2 separate regions of the Homo sapiens genome follow, and region 2 is linked to region 1. The links are chromatin contacts, found by Hi-C in ENCODE. All regions are on one chromosome and are shown on one strand. Each heading gives the region's core, a stretch centred on a gene start or an enhancer-like site at or near the end of the contact. The rest is flanking DNA. Distances are from core to core; before and after follow the strand shown.

Evidence for each region. Hi-C counts contacts between places; a loop is a spot of excess contacts on that map. Pooled maps may share reads with other maps.
Region 2: a pooled map shows a loop between it and region 1 (8-fold over the local background). The contact joins the promoter of SPATA2L here to the promoter of CYBA in region 1. A Hi-C loop is called at or near these places in 2 of 168 maps with a recorded cell type or tissue (CD8-positive, alpha-beta T cell and ascending aorta), 1 of 37 single-sample maps with no recorded cell type and 11 of 50 pooled maps.

The regions. Positions count from the first base shown.
Region 1 is chr16:88,649,393-88,652,302 of GRCh38, forward strand. It overlaps CYBA (cytochrome b-245 alpha chain), which reads right to left and starts at 1,661. Exons shown (of 6, transcript NM_000101.4): 1 at 1,564-1,661. The coding sequence starts at 1,621. MVD (mevalonate diphosphate decarboxylase) reads right to left here. Exons shown (of 10, transcript NM_002461.3): 10 at 2,548-2,910. RefSeq lists enhancers at 1-894, 895-1,788, 1,789-2,683, 2,111-2,260 and silencers at 1,271-1,420, 1,571-1,850.
Region 2 is chr16:89,700,198-89,703,107 of GRCh38, forward strand. SPATA2L (spermatogenesis associated 2 like) reads right to left here and starts at 1,508. Exons shown (of 3, transcript NM_152339.4): 1 at 1,431-1,508; 2 at 733-1,036. The coding sequence starts at 1,035. RefSeq lists an enhancer at 1-111 and silencers at 1,114-1,213, 1,384-2,103.

The DNA.
Region 1 (2,910 bases), core at 411-2,910:
GGGGACCGTCCTGGTCCCGAGCCTGCCATCCGAAAGAGGGTGCAAAGCTGCCGCTGGTGCCACCAGGGAGGTCTGAGGACGTATTCTGGCACCCAGCCACATTTACAGAGCACCTGCTGTGTACAGGGGGGACTCTTTGTCAAGGCCCTGCTGTCTCCGGGCCAGCTGCCTCCTGGGGCTGCACGGTCTGGAAGGACCTCCCCAGGCAGGTGGCATTTGAATTGAGAAATAAATGAGACAGCCATGAGGCTCTGCAGAAGCAGCAGCTTGTGCCGAGGCCCTGGGGCACGCTCAGGAGATCTAGGAACAGAAAGGAAGCACGGCAGCTGGAGGAGGGGGCCGGAGAGCCGGGAGGCCAGGGCGGGCAGTGCAGGGCGTCCAGTCTGGCTCTAACTCTTCGGGCCAGGAGCCCCTGGAGGGTTTCAGCAGGAGGCCAGACTAGAGCCCAGGTCTCCTGGCTCCCAGCTGGGTGCCCTCAGTCCGTCTACTTCCTGTAGGGAGTGCGGGGCAGGCAGGGTGAGTCTCACGGGGCAGCTCTGGGGAGAGCTGTCTGAACTGACCCACCGACTTCTTGGCCGCTGACTCGAAGCAGGCGGTCACTTTCCTGGGCACAGGACAGGCTGCAGGGCCCCGTCCTCCAGCCCTCCCACCCTGAGGTCTCTGCTCCCACTCCAGCTGCCACGCACCCTCCAGACAACAGGGAGGGCGCTCAGAGCCCCAGGGGAGTGGTGGCAGCGGGCCCCTCCTCCTCACCCTCAGCCCCCAGGCCCTTCCCAGGCACTCCTCCCCCGGTGCAGGTCCTTCCTGGAGCTGCTGCAGTGGTGCCTCTGCCCTCAGACCTCGCCTGAGCCCAGCCTCACCCGTGCTGGGCCAGACACTCCCTGGCCCTGGTCCCGAGAGGGTCCATTTCCAAATGGAGTCCGCTGCCCTCACCAGAACCTCTGAGCAAATGCACAGGAGGGTGACTGGGGGCTGTGCCATCCCACCCCAAGAGCAAAGTGCCTGTGCAGCTGGGCTGGGCAGGGCCGTCACTGGGTGGTTTCGGCGCCTTGTGAAATCTCAGACCGCCTCCAGCGCAGACTCCAGATGAGAAGGGCTGAGCCCCAGGGCATGAGCCCATTCCCCACCCCAAGCCCAGGGAGAGCGACCTCCAGGCCAGCTGGCTACCGAGGGGCAGGGGAGCTTCTCCCGATGCCCAGGCCGGAGCCCCCACTCGGGGGCTTCGGGGCGGTGACCCCGGAAACCACCGGGGCTGAACCGCCTCTTCCCCTGCGCTGCAACTTCCTCCTTCGCGGAGTCGGGGGACCGAGAGAAGGGAATGGGGGAGGGGCGCCGCGCTCCGCAGGGTCTGCAAGGGAATTACTGGGGGTCTCAGAACTCCTCCTTCCAGCCCGCGGCCTGAGGGTCCCGCCCCCGTTCCCCGCACCCTCCTGGCCTGACCCCGGCCCGGCCTGGCCCGCCTGGCGCCCCACTTCCCCACCCTGTAAGTAGCCCGAGGTCCCGGCTGGGGTCTTGGGACACCCCTCCAGGCTGCAGCCTCCACCGTCCCTGACGTGCACTCACTCAGGCCGGACGCCAGCGCCTGTTCGTTGGCCCACATGGCCCACTCGATCTGCCCCATGGCGACACGAACCCGGCTGGGACACTGCTAGGCGCGCACTGCCGCCCCTGCGCTCCCGGCCGAACCCCGCCCCGCCCAGGCCCCGCCCCCAGCCCCCCAGGTGACCGCGGCTGGGCGGAGACCCGCATCTGTAGGGTGCAGGGCTGTCCCGGAGCCTTCTGCCCCCGCCCTCTCTAGCCACGCCGAGGCATAGGAGGGGCCCTGCCCGGCAGCCCCAGCCCAGGCGGGGAGTTCCTGCGCTTCCCCAGGGCTTCCCAAACTTCAGCTCTCAAACACTGACAAGTGCCCCTGCCCAATGCTCCGGACCCAACCGAGGGTCCCGTGTCAACCAGGCGTCTATTAATAGCAGGACAAGGTGTGAAGGTCGGCTTCCTGAGCAAATCGGCCTCTCCAGAGCCTTGGGGGGTGGGGGAGTCACCCCTACAGCCCGGGAACACCTCTGCACCCTGATGCTACCAAGGACAAGGGTGGCCTCCCCATGGGGACCAGAGGCCCAGCCCCCATTTCCTCCCCCTGGCTCTGGGCTGGCACAGGCGTGGCCTGGGTCAGACACTGCAGGGGGCCTCCCGTCACCAGGTCACTGAACTGTGACTGAGACTCGAGGGAGGGGACAGGATGTGTACAACTGGGAAAGCACAGAATGCAGGGACGGCCCCGTCACGTCCGGCCTGGGTACGGGAGGCAGGGGCTGGCGTGGGGGTGGTGAGCCCAGCGCCCATGGGAAGACTTTAGACCTGGGGTTGCTCCTGAGGGTCCCACCTGAGCCAATGTGGGGTTTGAGGGGAGCCCCTCTGTGGCTCTGCCCAGCCTGCCCCTCCCCCAGGCCCTCATGGGGCACACCTGGACTCCCTGACAGGTGCCAGGGTCACTCAGAGCAGGAACCCCGGGATGCTGGTTTACGAAACAGAAAAACGGCGGAGGCCGGAGGCAGCAATGCTGGTTTATTCCCCATGGCCACCGGGGCCGCACTGGTGCCCACTCCTGCCACCATTCCAGCCACACCCAGGCCGTGGGCAGCCACCCTCCGAGACACCTGGGCCGGGGGCAGGGTCTCAGCAGAAGCGCCGTGGGCAGCCACCATCCGAGGCACTTGGTGGTTTCCTGAGGCCCAAGGAGGCTGCTCCCAGCACGGTGACCCCTTCCCTGGTCCGCTGGAGGGACCACCTCCCCACTGAGCTCCTTTCTCAGAGAACTGGGCATAGCCAGAGCTGGGGTGAGAAAGCCCTTCAGCCCTGCTGCACCGAGGCTCTGCCAGTTCTCATACCCCCTCCCCATCCCATCTTGGCAAA
Region 2 (2,910 bases), core at 258-2,757, 1.1 Mb after region 1:
TGGGAGGCCTCAAGGGCGGGCCTGTCCGTCCTCTCTCATGAATGAAAGTCCTGGCGCCTCCGACCAGCAGGTGTCCCCGGGGAGCCGCGGAGAGACTGCCGCTGCCATGGCAACCGGCGGAGGCGTAGCTCGCCCACGTGCCCAGTGACGTCATCGGCTTCCTACTCTTCCGAATTAGCTCAGAGCTCCCGGCGGCCCTGCCCCCTCCTGCCGCCAGGAGCTCACCTGGAGAGGCCAGGCCAGCCCTGGGCACAGCCTCCCGCCCCAGGCCGTGGAGTTCACTAGGTCTGAGCCCAGCCCTGAGACTTCACAGGGATGCACCCATCTGCAGTCCTCCCAGCCTCGGCGGCCTCCTCTGCAAATGGGATTGGCCCATAACCTGGAGGAATTAGGATGACCATGGGAACTCAAGTCCCTTCTGTGCCCCCGTCCTAAGATTTCCATGGCAACTGGGGCCGCGAGGCCTCTTAGGGAAGACACTGACGCAAGCTCTCAGGGCAGGACCCCGTAGGCAGCACCCAAGCCTGCCCTCGCCCACCCCATGTTCTCAGCCCTAGGAGTGGGTGCCCCCACACGCCCACGACCCCTCAGCGCTCGGAGCCTTGAGGAGCCCACCAGGCACTGAGGACACTTGAAGCCCCTCTCTCTCGAAAGGCGTGGTCCCCCATGGTCGGCGGCCCCGCGACCCGCAGGCCAGGACGAGGGGCGCGCTCCTCCTGGCCTGGCGCCTACCTTGATGGTGGTGAACTCCTTCCTCCAGGGCAGCAGGTACAGGTGCACCGCGGCGAGCTCCAGAAGCTCGAAGGCGCGAGCCAGGCCGCGTAGCGCGGGCGCCAGGTCGGCGCGGCCCCACAGCCCGTCGGTGAGCAGAGCCAGCGCGTCGTCCTGCAGCGCCCCGTGCAGGTCGAAGTCCTCCACCAGGATCTGCCAGAGCACCGCGCGCAGCGAGGGGTCCCCGCACACGCCCGCGCGGCCCCGTCGCAGCTCGCGCTCCAGGCACTGGCGGTAGTCCTCGGACAGCGAGCTGCTGCCCATCCTGCGGCGGACGGGGGTCGGGGGGGTCAGGGACCTAAGGCCGCGCCCAGCCCGCCGCGCTCTCCCCGAACCCTCACCCAGCGTCCCCAGGACCCCTCGAGCCTGGAGACCCCGCCCCCAGCGGCTGGGCGCCCCCGGTATCTTCGGCACCCCCTACGCTGGAGACCTCGGCCCCATCAGCTGCCCGCCCACCCAGCGATCCAGGCCCCTCCAGTTGAGCGCCCCCGCACCTCCAGCCCCTCCCTCCAGCCTGGGTACCTCGGCCTTCCAGGGGCGCCCCCGGTTATCGACCGCACCCTTCTCTAGAGACGCGCTTCCGCCCGCTGAGCCCTCTCCCGACCAGAGCCCCTTCGCCCGGCAGATGGAGCTGCGGATCCCGCGGGTGACGGCGCTACCTGTCTGTCCCCAGCGGTCTCCGGCCGCCGCGGATCAGTTCGGGCCTCCCCGCGCGCCGCGCGCTTCCGCCGGGAGTCGGCTCCGCCCGGGGTCCGCGGCCGTGACGCTGGGGGCGGGGCGGGGCTTGGCGCAGGCCCCGCCTCCGAATAATTTAGGAGGGGCGGGGCCTGGTGAAAGGGGAGGAGGAGGTGTCAGCCCGGCCGAGCCCCTGCGCGAGGCACCCCGAGAGCCTCCTGTCACCGCGTCGCCCGTCTCCTCGCGGGACCGGTATCGTTCACGACGCCGCTGGGCCGAGGGCTGCGGGCTCATGGCAGGCGCTCAGGGAACGTTGTGCCTGGGCCGCTCCTCCCCACGAGACAGGGACCCAGCCCCAGGCGACCCGGCCGCGGGGAAGCAGGTGCGCGGGCTCGTCCCCTGGGGGGTGGGGCCACCGGCATTACCTGGCGGGGATTGGCTGGATCCTGGGAAGAGCCTTTCCTGCGGGGCGGGGCCACCTGCATTACCTGGCGGGGATTGGCCGGATCCGGGGGCGGGCCTCCCCTGTGGGGCGGGGCCATCCCCTTGAGGGAGGGGCCCGCGGCACGGAAGGTGGGCGGAAGGACAAGCCTTTCAGCCTCGTCTGAAACAGCAGCCTCAGGTGGATGCGGGGACCTCAGATTCTGTTTATGCTGGCTCCGCTTCCCGGCCTCCTGCACTTGCCATCTGCAGCCCTTGAGAGCATCGTCTGGGCGGGTCTCTGAGGCAGGGCGAAGCCGCCCCCCTCTCTAGGCTAAAAGCTGACCTGGGCTGCGGATCCACCCAGGCTAAATCTGGGCCACGACTTCCCGGGGACGTTTTCTTCGCTCGGGTTCCTCTGTTCTGTGCTACAGCCACTTTCTCGCATTGCCCAGAAGTAGAGGAGGATGAGGGAGACCCTTGGAGGTCCCAGCCGAAACCCACCCCTACCCCACACCCCCGCTTTGGGCAGGCTTTGCTACTTCACGTCTGTGTCCCTCATCTCTCCAGGCCACCAAAACCAAGGCCCAAGTTTGTTGAAACTTTCCCTGGGCCTGGGCGGCGAGGTCCCCCCTTTTTCTTAGATTTTTTACCTGGAAGTTCCCTGCTGGCATCTTAGAAATAGTGATCATGACCGGGTGCGGTGGCTCACGCCTGTAATCCCAGCACTTTGAGAGGCCGAGGCGGGCGGATCACCTGAAGTCAGGAGTTCAAGACCAGCCTGGCCAACATGGTGAAACCCCGTCTCTATTAAAAATACGAAAGTTAGCCGGGCGTGGTGGCACATGTCTGTAAGCCCAGCTACTTGGGAGGCTGAGGCAGGAGAATTACTTGAACCTGGGAGGCAGAGGTTGCGGTTGCAGTGAGCTAAGATCGTGCCACTGCACTCCAGCCTGGGTGACAGAGCGAGAATGTCTGGAAAAAAAAATCGTGATGCAGTCGGTGGATCTCCCTGAGTTATCTAGGTGGCCACCTCTGGACAGG